3 separate regions of the Homo sapiens genome follow, and all the other regions are linked to region 1. The links are chromatin loops, found by intact Hi-C in ENCODE. Cell type or tissue: gastrocnemius medialis. All regions are shown on one strand.

Region 1 (5,000 bases):
TCATTCTACTCCTGACTCTGTCTATCCTGCTCCCATCTCCAAAGGCAACTAAAAATGTGAGACCTCTTCATGTTTCTTGAAGTTGGTGCAAACAGTCCAAGATTTCTTAGTTACAGAAGGGATGGGCATGAAGGGATTTTAAAGGGGGCAGCAGGGATTGGTGGGGGCTGCCTTAAGAGAGGAGCTCTTATTCTGTGGGGAGGGAGAGGGACAGAGGTTACAGGTTAGTATGATTCATTGGATTTGAAAAGGAATTTAAGTATAATTGTTGTTTCAGTCATTAAACATTTTACAATTTGTTGATGTCATTTCCTACATTATGAGAAAGCAACTAAAACACACACTGGGTTCAACATAAATGGCTTTATCACATTCAGTGAGGACTGGAAAGATCTTGTGATTCACAAGTTGCCAATTTAAATTGTTATTCACAAGAAAGAAATCTTGGTTTGTAGCTAGTTGGCTGTAAGTCAGGCTAAAGTCCACCTGAAAAAATGTTAATTAATCACATTTTAAAAACATCTTCACTGGATAAAATGTGTGTCCAGAGAAGTTTCTTGTTATGTGGCCTTCATCATGGGGTTGTAAGGTCCACGAGGGCAGGGACCAAGTCTGTTTCACTATGTGGTGTGTATCTAGAACCACACAGTGTGCTCAAAATGCACTAGGTACTTAACAAATAATCACTGAAGGGATGAATGACAGAATCAGATGGAAATAGCCTACTGGAGAGGGTGAGTAAGCATTTATTGCATTCAAGAGCACATTACTGGATCCTCAGGAAAAACAGGAAATGCAGGAAAGAGTTCAATCTCTATTTCCGGAATTTGTAATCTAGATGTAGCATATGAGTTTATTACTTTTAAGTTAAAACAACAAAATTGAGGTAATTATAGCAAAAAGTCCCAGTGAAGAAATTATTTTGGCAGGATGATAAAGAAGGGATGAATGGTAGGGAAGATTCCCGAGAAAGGTCTTCAAGAGCTTTGCTAGTTAGAAAATTACTGAGGAAAGAAGCAGTTACTATCCAAGAAAGGGCACCTCAAAGAAGGTAGAATTTGATCAGTTGGCTTTGATTGTCACAAGGTCTAAACTCTTCAGCTTAAGCTAGAAAATAATTTACAACATGAAATTAGGTTTAGAATTTAGCATTGGTGTAAAAGGCTAAAATATTTTATAGAGTTTCTGATTTTAATAAGGTAATTTTACACCACTATAAAAATATTTTCTAAAATTTTGGGGTGCTTCTTAACACAGTGGCAAGACAGATTCTAGACTACTGTGGTCTAGAAGGAGAAGTTATGAGCTATGTTTATTAAGAAGTGTACAACACAAGGGTCTAAAGTGAACCTAGCATCATGTCTAATAAAATTTATTTTCAAGGATGCAAAATTTGAAGCATATCAAAAAGGAAAAGAAAATCCTAGACCAAGTAGAATGGAAAAGTTGTTAGCACAAATGAAAGGGAGAAACTACCAAGTGTTTGTGTTTGCTTTCTGTGTGTGTGTCTGTGTACATGCACAAGTGTGTTTTCTTGGAGAGTTTTCTTTGAAGTCAAACTTTGAAGTTGGCTCTGTTGTGTGACACATCAACTATCCTTATCCAAAAATACTAATCTTACTGAATCCTTCTTTGCTTCCATTTCACCATCCATCCTTCTTACCTTCAACTTTGCAAACTTACAATGGCCATTTTTTTCCCCAAATGCACAATTGCTCTTAAGTAATGACTTCAGTGTGTCAGGGACAAATGTTTCTGTCTAGCTAGAGTTGTAGAAGCCAAACTAATTTCAGAGAGATTTCATTTTATTTAGTGAAATGTTGATGACTATTCCACTCAGTTCCCTCAATCTCTTTTAATTTAATGGATTTGGATAGAAGATGAAGTTCTAGAAGTACATTACACTCTTCAGGGATGAGATCAGCTTTGCCATGTACTAAGAGTTAAACTTTGCCCTTGTTCTAAGTACGTAATACATAATTCTCATCCCTAAGAAAGTATCTCTTCTATAGGATGTTTCGTGGAAAATAGCTGTGGATTAAAATAAAATAAAAACAGCATCATCAAATAAAAACTGAGCACAGGTATATACTTTTATAATTACTGAAAGGTTACGTATCTTAGGGGAGGACATATCTTTTTGTATTATTAATAGAAGGCTAAGGGGTTAGGCCAGGAACAGTGGCTCACACCCGTAATCCCAGCACTTTGGGAGGCCAAGGGGGTGGATCACCTGAGGTCAAGAGTTCAAGACCAACCTGGCCAACAGGGTGAAACCTCTTCTCTACTTAAAAAAAAAAAAAAAAAATTTGCTGGGTGTGGTGGTTGGTGCCTGTAATCTCAGCTACTCAGGAGGCTGAGGCAGGGAGAATTGGTTGAACCTGGGAGGCAGAGGTTGCAGTGAGCTGAGATCGCACCACTGCACTCCAGCCTGGTCGACAGAGCAAGACTCCGTCTCAAACAAACAAGCAAAAACCAAAAAACAAACCAACAAAAAATCAACAACAACAAAAGAAGGCTAAGAGGTTAAATTAATTTAACAGAATAATTTTTTGAGGGAAGAGAGGATCTGAGAAGAACAAGAAAGTTGAAAATCCTGATCATTGGGACAATATCCACACTTGTTCCATGTTCAAATACTTCCTTTGCATGTGAAAATACTCAAGTTGATTTAACATTGATTTTTTTGGGATCTGGGAAAAGGCAGGAGGAACTAGAAATCAGGCTTAAAGTTTTCAGAAAACAGGGATTCTCAGCTCTAAGCAGCAGTAACAAAAAAGGCCAGAGAAGATTGTTATGAGGGCTTGGGATCAGATATCTAATCTAATTATTAATAGAAATTTGATTTCACATGACCTTTTGTAGAGCTCAGAAAGTTACATTTGGATGATTAATCCTTATGACATCATGATAGGCAAAAAGCGTCAATATTTGGGTTTCCCCCTTCCATGATATGGCCATCCTCCAAGTTATGAAAACATATTCTTAGAATTCAAGACAGATCATGCTAGATTGGAATTGTTCTACCGCTCCAGCCCTTGGAATTCACTTCCCCTCCAATGCCCTCCGACACACACACAACTGTGGAAGGACTGCTCATGCCTGTGTGCTCATCACTGCAGCAGGTGTAAACATCTTGGTCATCACTGTCACCAGGTGAATACAAGGTACAGCAGCAGGCTCATGCCACTGGAGGAAGTGAGACAGCTGAGGGGCTCTGCTGCAACCAATGGTTCCTGTGATTCATGCATGGAAACCATACGGTTAGAATTCTACCAACAAGTTGGCGATAATCAGTGAGGATTTTCTCCCTGGTTTTCAGATGATTTTCATTTTCTATTTGTGAAGCATTAGCTTCATCAACTCCATTCAGTGACTTCAGACTGTGCCTTGATTCCAAACAAGTGAATCACTGTAGAGGATGATGAAACCCTGGGTGACAGATAATCTTTTAATCAGTTTGTTTACCAAGATTGGCTGCTAGTGGCATGTCATGAAGAAATGATACTGAATACGCTACCAGTTATGTTAAAACTGCTATCAAGACAGATTTTTTTAAAAAGCAGCAAGAGATCAAACTTCTAGCAGGCAAAATTCTTAGTTTTTCTTAGCTATTCTTGATTTTTAGTGATGTGGCTTTCCAGGATCCTTGTTGAAAAATAATTCAAGAGAAATTTCTGTGATATACTAATTCTGCTCCTGAAGGAACAAAAGCAATTTTTTTTCATCTCTTTTGGAAATTTGAAAAGGGTAGAGAGTTTTGAATAAAAAGATTGTACAAGAGAGTTTTAAATAAAAAACTATTTGAGAGGGTATAGCATTTTGAAAAAAAGGGAAGAACTTTTGTTCTTCTTACATGGTTAAATATAGCATTAAATTGATAACCATTTAAAAAAAATTTAGTTTATTGGGGGAGGGAAAGGGCAAGGGAAATGTTATTCTTGCTTTCCAGTGTAATTTTTGTGGGAGCAGCAGCTAGTTTTATTCCCATAATGATTTATGAAAAAGAATGGAAAGAGTGATTTATTAACTATTGCAGAAATGTTCATTCATGTGTTCATTCAGTGCAAAATTTTGGCACTTTCGAGCAAAAATGTTAAAATTGAATGTGATCAAATATTGGCTTGAAGTACATGTAAAAATGCATGTAATATGAAAATGTTTAAAGCTATACTCACGTAGTTAAAAATTTTCTCTACAGTTTATAATATTGGCACTACAATATGCATATGGAGTATAAGCTCAGAAAAATGTTGCATTTATTGATGTTGATGTTTCATAATCTACTTTAAAGAAATGGGAGAGACACAAAAGTATTACAAGGATATTTACAGCTGTCCTTGTCTACCACTTTACATGGGAGGCTCTGTTTCAACATGGTGGATCTAAGGATCTTGCTCCACTTAGCATGGTGGGAAATGCTATTTGCCACATGTAATTCTATTTTGCACCCTTTGGCCTAGACCATGAGAGCCAAAAGCCACAATATCTCCAAAAGAGGAAATTATTTTTCCACTATTTATATTTTCTGTGAGACAGCACAGGCAGATGATTTATATAATGCTGTAGAAAATTAATATTAGTTGCAAGCCAGACTCAACTTTCCAGCCTTCAGCATCCATTTGAGAAAGCCAAAGATGTTGTGTCTGAGTTTTAATTTTAATGAGTTAAAAATAAGTGTTCTTTTCTGCTGTTTCCTGAATGAATATAAAAAAATACGAACATTGCCAATCAAGGAACACTACTTTGATTTTGATCCAATAACAATACTAACCAAAAAAGAGTGAAAAAATAAAAAAAGTGTTTTTCAGAGAGAATGGGGCTCCAACAAGACAGTATATGTGCATTTGTTTGCTGTTTAAAACTTCCTTTGATCCACAAATATGCTTCCCTCCTATCCTAAGAAATTTCAAGGAGATAATATTGTCAACATCAATTAAAGTCATCATATGTAAAATCTTCATCTTCTCTTTATAAAATTCAAGCTCTTTCAGGCTTTC
Region 2 (5,000 bases), 130 kb after region 1:
AGGTTATTAGGGAAAAGACTGACCAGGAAACTGACAGCCTTTCTGAGAGTCACAGAGAGGATGCACGAAGGATAAGATAGGGCCGTTCAGGGGCTGTGATCAGAGGCTAATGCAGAGATCGAACTCCTTGATCCTGGTTCATTAGGCAATAAGAAGCATGGCCAGGGACCTGGAGAGAAAAACTAGAAATCACTACATAGAGTTCTCTGAGGGCAGCTTTGGCAATGACACTAAGACACTGCAGTGAGAGGGTACTACAGACCCAGGCCCCAAGAAATGCAACAGAAGAGGAGTAAAATAGTCCAGGCAAGAAATAATTGTTTTTCAATAAAAGCAGAAGCAAAAGAGATAGAGGTATGATTTGAGAGACTTGTAATGTCAGAAATTACCAGAAGTAGAGAAAACTCTAATACATTAAAAAAAAAAACAAAACCAAACAAAAAATCTTGAAACTTCATGAGCAGCTGGCTAATCTGTCACAAATACTATTCAGAAGGAGAGAGAAACGGCTGTAGCATTTCATTTGTGATGGAATATTTAGCCCCAAATGTCTTCCATAGTAACAAGAACTAATATGTGAAATTCAATGAAAGACTATTTGGGAGGTAGACAAGTAAATTTGTTTCTTATTTATATGCATGCTGCAGCTGAGCTCAAGGAAAAAGGTAATATCTATAAGTGTCCACATGTTAGAGAGAAGAGAATTAGAACTCAGGATGGATCTCTTGTATTCCTTCTTTAGAATGACTCCTTAGGGGACAGTTGGAGTGTATGAAATAGGAATTTCATAGAAAGCTTCTTTTGTGGAGAGATTTCAGGTTGCTTAGAACATTAATGTTGGGTGACTAGGCCAAATATTCTACCACCATTTATAAAATACAGTTGCAACCCCTGACACACCTCTACCATCTGTCCCTTGTGGTTTACTGCTTTTATGTCTCTTTGTCTCAACATCCCCACATTGTCTTCCTCATTCCACCAGCTCTTGAAGCTACATAGTCGTTGGTGAGACCTATGTCTTTTATTTCTCTGCCCTTGCATCCATGTCACAACATGCTTTGCCATTATCCATATATCAGCTTCTTTTCTCCAGAAGCCCAGCCAAACTCCAGTGACACAGTTTGTACATGTACTCACAAAATGTTCCAGCAAGTACACGATGAACATACAAAACACTATTTGGAAAATGACAACTCTTATAATACTTCTGTAAAATCCTAAATTCATAAACACCGTATGTGTTGTTATGGCTTTGAGGCTTTACTGGTGATCAGAGGCAGGTCCTCACTACAGAGGGAAATGATACATTTCATTAATATCTTGAGGGTTGCCTGTCTTTTTCTGTGAGTCTGTCTTTGATGTGATGCCAAGGAGAGAAAAAAAAATGCTGCCACATTCTCTGAGCCTTTCACCCAGGCTTCCTCTGTCTTCCTGCTTTTACATATTTTATTCTCCTCACTATAGGAAAACAAGATACTCAAATACACTGCTTATTAAAGAACACACCTACTTTTTGGAATTCGTAGATAAACTTACAACCTATTAAATCAACTTACAAAAAAAAAAAGAAAGAAAGAAAGAAAGAAAAAGAAGGACCCAGGTAAAGGGTGACTAGATTTGTTAGTGTCCTCAATATTTCACCCTGCCTGCTTACCCTCATATTAAGGTAAGTGTTTAGGAGCACACACTTCGTCATCCTGACTCTCTGAGCTTGAATCCCAGTTCATAGTCTCACCAGTTGGATGACTCATCCAAGTGATTTAACCTCTTTGTCCCTCAGTTTCCCCAAATTTACAGCTGATGGTGATAGTATTTTGGACTTCAAATTGGAACCGTGAGGTCCTCTACTTGTTCAACCTGCATGTACACACACTATGACAAGAGAAGCTGACATATGTCTACAGAGAAAAATATAAACTGAGACACAATTCTTACTGCAGAGTGGAAGCATCTGTCCTTAATGGGCCTACACTGGTACAATGGATTCTAATGACCCAGATGTGAAGAGGGAGAAAAATGGAGGAGTAGTGTAATACCCAGATGGAAGGGACTTTAAAAGGGGATCTGTAAAGCAAAAGGCAGAGGAAGGAATGGGAGCAGAGAAGACCAGAGAGGAAGCTCAGAAAGTGTCAGGAGCAGAAACCAAATGTAGGGTTCTATTTCCAAGTCAACAGGCTGCCAAGGAAGTGGCAATAGGTGCTGTTGCAATAGGCAGACAAACAGGAAGCTTAGGTTACCTTCGGAGAAGCTCAAGAGGCACTGGGACAAAGCTGAGATGGCAAAACATGATAGGTGAGAAATTACTCCAGTGAGACATACCAAGAGGCATGATGGCTCATGCTAGCCTGTCGGCCAGAGCCCCTGGGACACTGGACTGGAAGCCAGGAGATAGGAGAAAGGAGTTTTTCCTGGAGCAAGGGCATGTATCTATAGGACCCCAACAGTTTTACCAACCATTCACATTAGATATTCCTGACTTGGATTGCTTATGGAATATCAGATAATTCTTACTTTTGAATACTCTTGGAAGAAACACTAAATAGTACTGATTTTAATAGTGATTTGTACAAAAAGGGCTTTAAATTATGAAATAATATGAATCAAGTTATGTAATATGATTCCATTTTAAATTCCTGGTATTTTCATTCATCGATATGTTGATTTTTTAGTAGCTTTATTGCTGGGCGACTATAGTTAATAATAACTTAATTCTTTATTTTATAATAACTTAAAGAATGTAGTTGGATTTCTTGTAACTCAAAGGATAAATGCTTGAGGGGATGGATACCCCATTCTCCATGATGTGCTTATCTCACATTGCATTCCTGTATCAAAACATCTCACATACACCATAAATTTATACACCTACGATGTACCCACACAAATTTTAAAAAATAATTAAAAAATTAAAATAAATAAAAATAAAATTGTCGAACTGTTAAGAAAACCAAAAAACAAACATTAATTCCCTACATCTAGTGCACATCTTACTAACTTTTAAGATTTTCAAATCATGAAATAACAAGATCAATAGTAGTAAGAATTTTCTACCTCATAATGAATGCACGCAGTCATTAACTCTTTTTTCAGAGCATGTAACATGTCTAACAAAGCATATGTATGTATCTGACTGAAGCATTACTGTGAAATAGAAAACAATGCCAATTTTATCTTGTTATTAAAAACACTAATTCTTTGTTAAAGAATTAATCAAAGATTATTTAAACAAATACTAAAAATTATTTAAAATATGAAAATGTTTTTAAAACTTAAAAATTTAAATTAAATATTTATTATTTTAAAATAATACATACTTTATAATTATTAAAGAATCATTTAGTAATTCTGTTATTAAAAGTTCCAAAATATCTCAAAAATAATTGTTAACACAAGGGTTAATAAAATAACTCATATGCTGTAATATTTATACTTCTGTAAAAGATAAATCAAATAAAACATTTCCAATTTAATTTATATTATATTTTAGTTAAATATTAAGGGCAATGTTTATGTAAATTTCAAATTACCTGATCTTAGCTTTTATAAAACCAATAATTAAGATTGTCACATAGGTACTACAAATACAACTGAAATGTATAGTACTCAGAAAAATACCCTTCCTTGCTGTTTTCTTCTTGCAGTATGCTTATTTTCTGTGAAAAATCGTTTTTAAAAATTCTAACAATTTCTTAACAATACACACAACTGTATTAATACAGACTCAGAAAATTTATTAAATCAGAGACGTATGGTTATAATCAAGAGAGAAAACAAGTTAACCTGTTAAAACCATGATGACATTAACATGATTTCTCAATGAAATTTCCTTTTTATTAATCAGCCTTTCTTCACATTTAATACAAGTTTAAATAAGTATGTGTGAATGCTTATTCACAACTTTTTCAAATTCTTATGATGTAAAAGGGCTAATTTTATTACTTTTAAGTTAAGGTTCATTCAAACTGAGCTTCGATTTTTTAAAAAATTAACTGATCAATATAAAATCTTTCATAGTGTTACATATCCTACTGATTTATGGAAGGGATTTTGCTTGATTTCTCTTTAAGCATTCATTTAATGGGGCTCTTGGACACCTTGGTCCTCAGTTTCTTTTTTTCTTTTTTTTGTGTGGGCCTCAGTTTCTTTTTTTCTTTTTTTGAGTCAGAGTCTTGCTCTCTCCCCCAGGCTGGAGTGCAATGGTGCAATCACGGCTCACTGCAACCTCTGCTTCCTGGGCTCAAGCGATCCTCCCACCTCAGCCTCCTGAGTAGCTGGGATTACAGGCACGCGCCACCACGCCCACCTAATTTTGGTACTTTTAGTAAAGACAGGGTTTCACCATAATGGTCAGGCTAGTTTCACAGTCTTGGCCTCAAGTGATCCACCCACCTCCGCCTCCCAAAGTGCTGGGATTACAGGCATGAGCAACTGAGCTCGGCCCTCAGTTTCTACAATTATAAAACAAGGCTATCAGGAAACCTTCCATGTCTTGCCCAGCTTTAATTGTGGTTCCATGATTGCACTGAGCGGTACTTTCTCAAGCTCATGTTCAATTTTAATACATTTTTCTGAAGTAGTATTCCTGCTTTTAAAATGCATTTTTGCTGCCTTTGTACTAGTGCTGTAGCATCATGTTTGTTTTACATTTTTAGAATCTAATTGTGAGTAATGCACATTAAAATATTTGGTTTAAGGCATTCAAAACGAACAAATCATGCTCAGTTTTCTCATATGAATTGAATCATTGTTGAACTAGGATAAATTTAGCCTTATCTCTACCATTTTTTAATTCAATATATAGTAGCAAATGTGAAGGTATGTTTATGCCATTTCTATTAGTGTTGATAATAATATTAACAACAATAACTACATTAATTTGTAGCATTTTAATGTGATTTTACTTTCCAGATGAACTCTTCCATATATCCCTTCTTGGTTGTAGAAGTAGGCAAATGTTCATTTTGTCTTCCTCAATATTTTACTCTTAGACAATTCTTACT
Region 3 (5,000 bases), 200 kb after region 1:
TCAAAAGCATATTTCTGACTGGTAATAATTCCTATCCTCAACCAACAAAATAGGCAGTAAGTAAAGATACCTCATAACCAGGTGGCTTTAAAATATAAACCAAAAATCACTCTAACTAGCTGGATAAATTGGTATTCTATTTGAACTTTTAACAGAATCTCAATCTAAATATCAGAGCAAGGATTCACCTTTAGCAAGGATTCAACTTTAAATGAAAATGTTTTGGGGTGTTGAGAATTCAAACTTCTCAGAATTGTAAGGTTCTATCATGGCAATGAGTGGTGAAAAGAAGTATGAGGAGGAAGAAAATAAATATGTAATTTAGAGTTTGTTCAGAATCCAAGAGTTAACTCCCCTCATTCAAGAAAGTTGAGTCATGGGCAAACCACAGGTGGTCAGGGAGTGGGTGAACCATGGCACATCTGTTTCTCATAAAACCAGACTGTGCCATTCTAGAGCCTTTACTTTTTCTGAATGAAACACATTCATGTGTGAACGTGTCAGAGCCAGTGCAGGAAAAACATTTGTTTTCTCTGGCACACTATGCACTTATGATTTGCCTAAATGCAATACTTGGGCTTTCTTGTTCTCCCAAAACATTTCCCACTTACATTCACTGAGTTTGCCTGGTACAGCACCAACAGGGGCAGGTTTGTCTCAGATACCATGCTGTCTATGATGAAAATCTGTTTAAATTCTCTTTAGGAACAACTGCCTGATTTAGTGAGATTTTTCACTCAAAGTAGTTATTAAACGCATTTTTCTTAGCATGGGCCTCATATCCCTTAATGAAGGTAGAAACAAAGCAAGAAACTCCTTAAATTATGGAAGAACAAGGTGTAGGAATTTACAGTCTTTTCTCAGTTATTATGGGTGAATTGAAAGTCATCTGTGGTTCTCAAATTTTGCTGTATATTCAAATCACTTGAGAATTTTGTTAACATGCAGATTCTGATTCATTAAGTCTGGGGTGGGACTCAAGATTCTCATTCATAACAGGCTGTGAAGTAATGCACCAATAGGCGGTTGTTTTATGGAATACTTTTTGAGTAAAAAGAACCCAGGGCACAGTTCTGTGACAGAAAGGCTACATACAACCAACAAGTTGATACTGAAGTCACTTTTGAGTTTAACCTTAGCTTGATTCCATCTCTTTCTCTAGTTTTTGTATTTGCATTTAAGAACAGGTTGGAATTAAAAAAACAAACAAACAAACAAACAACTATCACACATCAACTGTATAAAAGATCACAGACAGCAACTACTCTCCCAATCTCAACATCATTCCTCTTCCCTTTCCCCTTTCTGGTTGGTCTTACACAACCAAACCACACTTTATTCTTAACAAGCCATCTTACACTTTTCGGAGATGTATAGATTATACAACGAAAAAGACTGAAGATTTTCTGACGTAGGATTTTTCTAAGGAAATGATGTGAAATGAAAGTCCCACTGAACTACAGTTTGGGAGAGCTGAGTGTTTTCTTGCTTCATCTCTCACTACTTAAGGGAAAGCCTTTTCTTTATTTATAAACCTAGTAGGATCTTGCTTTACCAATTTAACAACCCTGTTGAAGGTGTTCAATGAGTTCTTACAGAGGACAGCATTTTGAGTACATTTTTTAAGCATTATAAAAATACAGTATAAGAATTATTTTAAGATATGATATGGACAATGGCAATTCATATGCTATGTAACTAACTAGACTGAATATCATTGAGGACAGGAATGTATGCTATGCTTCTATTTTTACAACCCTGTTTTTTCAGTCATTTATCCCCATGTTAGGTATAGTATTATAAAAAATATCAGATGATTAATGAATTGTCTGACTGAGAAAGAAAGAAAATTGTAGTATATAATGCTGACATTTGAACCTGCCTTTTAATTTGCCATCATGAAACAGAAGGTACTAAAACTAGCAGAGAAATTTTTATCCGATTTTGTGTCATGGGCCACTTTGGCAGTCCCATGAAGCCCGAGGAACTATTTTCAACAGAATTGTTTTAAAATGCATAAAATAAAAATATTCCAAGGAAAAATGAGTATATAGAAATAGTTATCAAAATATTAAAAGAATTCTTTATTAATGCATTAAATAAGGTATCACAGCAGGTCTAAGTAGCTAACATAATTCTGAAGAAGTGCTAAGTATAAATTATATTTGAGATATATTCAATACCTGTGATATAATTTAAAATTAATCTAGGATTTCTATTGATGCCATAACCCCTGAGGTTTGTGGCTTACATTAATAATTGAAGGAGATATCAAATATCAGTTAGAGTTAGGAAAAACAAATACATTTTTTTTCCTATCCAAATTCTGGACCTTAGGTTATCATCAACCCCTGAACTAGAACATAAATATAAGGATTATAATCCTTAAAATAACTCAAAATCCATATCTTGTATCATTCTAGGCAAGACTTAGAGTGTAACACATAATCTTTTGTTATTATAATTAAGAGTTTGCAGTTCTGCTAGATAGAATCAAAGAGCGTCATTATTTTCCGCAACTACTACATTAGTATCTATAATGTATGGTATACATTAGTTTAACACAAGAATGTAGCATAACATAAAAGGATGTTGTTAATGTTAATGTTCTTGATGTATTATCTGGTAGTGTTTGGTCTCAATTTATTATCCTCAATGAAATTTTCTAACTTTTTTCCTTATTCCTGTACTCAAAATTACATTAATGGTACTTTGAAAGAAAAGATGTTGCTATGAGATTTTGCTTAGAGTCAAAATAAAGCATTCAGCTAAATATATCCAATGTAGTTGTTGAAGCAAGAGGAAGAAAACAATTCTAAGTATCTTCTTTAGAAGTGATGCAAACCTTGTTTTGTTTCACTGTTGCTTCAGGTTTAGTTCAATGACTACTCCCATTAGTACCTGTCAGCAAATCCCTGACTCACCCTTGATCACTAGCCTGTCTACCCTGGTACATCTGAACTGCCTCCCAGTGCTTTCTGAAAGAAAGTAAAAGTTTAACAAGTTGCACGGAGAAAATCATGAGAAAGAGAAGACTGGGTATCAAGAAACCAGGTCTTGGGGCAGGTCAACAATAATGCAGACTTTTAAATAAGGTGGCAATCGGTAGCAAGGGGAATAATCTTGATGAAATTAGTAACTGGCATAAATTTCTGGGCTGGGAGGGGAAGTATCCCACAGAATAGAATGCTAAAAAATTACAAAAAAGTTTCAATAATGCCATTGTTGTGAGTTGATTTGTGTCTCCTATAAAGAAATGTTGAAGTCCTAAACTCTGGTATTTGTGAATGTGACCCTTTTTTTTTTTTTTTTTTTTTTTTTTTTTTTTTTTTTTTTGCAAATAGAGTCTTTGCGGATATAATTAAGATGTGATCACACTGGATTACAGTGGACCCTAATTTCAACCACTGATGTCCTTATAAGGAGAGAGAAATTTGGAGTTAGAGATACAGGGGAGACAGAGGGCAAAAAGCCATGTGATGACAGAGGCAGAGACCGGAGTGAGGCGGCTACACGCCAACACAGGTCAAGGATTGCTAGGAACCACTAGATGTTAGGAAGAGGCAAGGAAGGCTTCTTCCCTGGAGCCTTCAGAAAGAATATGACCTTCAGACACACCTTGACTTCAAACTTCTGGCATCAAGTACTGTGAGAGAGTACATTTCTGTTCTTTTGAACCACTCAGCTTGTGGTAATTTGATACGGCATCCAAAGGAAACAAATACGACCATCTCCTTTTAAGAAGGGTTAGAAGGGTTAGAAATTCACTATGACTAGCATCAGGGCAACAATCTTAATTCTTGTCTCAAAAAGCTGCTTTAATTTCAAACAAAAATATAAACTGAGTTTGAGGAAAGTATGGCTGCATTATTATTCCCATAAATGTAGGCTGAAGTTTAGGAAAAAGAATGAAAAGTTGCAAGTACTCTGATTCTAGCCTTGATTGCTGCCGTTACTGACAATCCTGAATGATTGGATGTGGCTCCTAGAAATTGCAAGGAGTGTGAAAGTTACATGTGTGCTCACTTAATTTAAACATTTAATCTTTTATTGATCTGATATTAAAGAGCTAAACCTGGCGAACCCAATTCAATCAATTAATAAATAGAGGTGGTAAAAGAAGTACGAAGGAGCCAATAATTTCCTAATTGATCTTTTCAGTTTTAAGGAGCAATTACATACATGGAAAAGAACACAATTTCCAAAATTCCTTTCATGGCTGGATTTTTAAATGGCAAAGCAATAAGACAAAGTGCAAGAAAAACAGAGACACAGAAGAGCTGAGTCATTAGATTAAAAGGTCCTGATATTTTAGGAAAAATAACATAAATGTAGTCATTAATAGCCTTGAAATAGTGTATTCCAGTAATAGCCTAGAAATCAGAATTTCTGTGTTGAATTATACTTCTCTGTATTATAGATCATCCTTCCCTGTCCATAAATCCATATCCATTCCAGGCTTCAATATCCAGTCCTTAACTCATGTTTCCCAAAAAACCTTCCCCATTCTAACTATAGGATTTCTCAGCAAATCTGTTGTACCTCTGTTGCCTTTCTTACCATTTTTTCTTTTTCTTTTTCTTTTTTTTTTTAGACGGAGTCTCGCTCTGTCACCAGTCTGGAGTGCAGTGGAACGATCTTGGCTCACTGCAACCTCTGCCTCCCGGGTTCAAGTGATTCTCCTGCCTCAGCCTCCCAAGCAGCTGGGACTACAGGCTCCCACCACCACACCCAGTTAATTTTTGTATTTTTAGTAGAGACAAGGTTTCACCATGTCGGCCAGGCTGGTCTCGAACTCCTGACCTCAGGTGATCCGCCCACCTTGGCCTCCCAAAGTACTGGGATTACAGGCATGAGCCACCGTGCCTGGCCCTCTTACCACTTTTTCTATTTCACTTTTGTATAGCTGTCTATTCCTACTGATAGAAACATCATAGTACATATATTGTGAAAAAAGTATTCTGATGTTTATTTATTTCAGATCAGAACATCTCCCCTTC

Evidence for each region. A loop is a pair of places that touch in the nucleus more often than their neighbours do. Peaks named below come from ENCODE experiments on the same cell type or tissue, not always from the same donor. Only the 100,000 strongest peaks of a DNase experiment are listed, where the experiment ranks them.
Region 2: a loop joins it to region 1, with 4 times the contacts of the local background. A loop is called at or near these places in 3 of 110 quality-filtered maps.
Region 3: it touches region 1 in a loop (7-fold over the local background); 5 of 110 quality-filtered maps call a loop at or near these places.

What each region holds. Positions count from the first base shown.
Region 1 is chr6:72,948,753-72,953,752 of GRCh38, reverse strand. The region is part of intron 1 of KCNQ5 (potassium voltage-gated channel subfamily Q member 5); the gene reads right to left. The region is part of intron 3 of LOC105377855 (a long non-coding RNA gene); the gene reads left to right. Among named protein-coding and RNA genes, the nearest start is that of MIR4282, 16 kb to the left of the region's middle. In gastrocnemius medialis, no CTCF peak of the experiment used is centred here; DNase peaks (open chromatin) are centred at 3,122 and 3,421; H3K4me3 peaks cover 907 bases; H3K27ac peaks cover 2,196 bases.
Region 2 is chr6:72,817,052-72,822,051 of GRCh38, reverse strand. All of the region lies in intron 1 of KCNQ5 (potassium voltage-gated channel subfamily Q member 5), which reads right to left. Among named protein-coding and RNA genes, the nearest start is that of MIR4282, 150 kb to the left of the region's middle. In gastrocnemius medialis, no CTCF peak of the experiment used is centred here; a DNase peak (open chromatin) is centred at 2,271; H3K27ac peaks cover 2,484 bases.
Region 3 is chr6:72,744,401-72,749,400 of GRCh38, reverse strand. The region is part of intron 1 of KCNQ5 (potassium voltage-gated channel subfamily Q member 5); the gene reads right to left. Among named protein-coding and RNA genes, the nearest start is that of KCNQ5-IT1, 120 kb to the right of the region's middle. In gastrocnemius medialis, no CTCF peak of the experiment used is centred here; a DNase peak (open chromatin) is centred at 2,940; H3K27ac peaks cover 263 bases.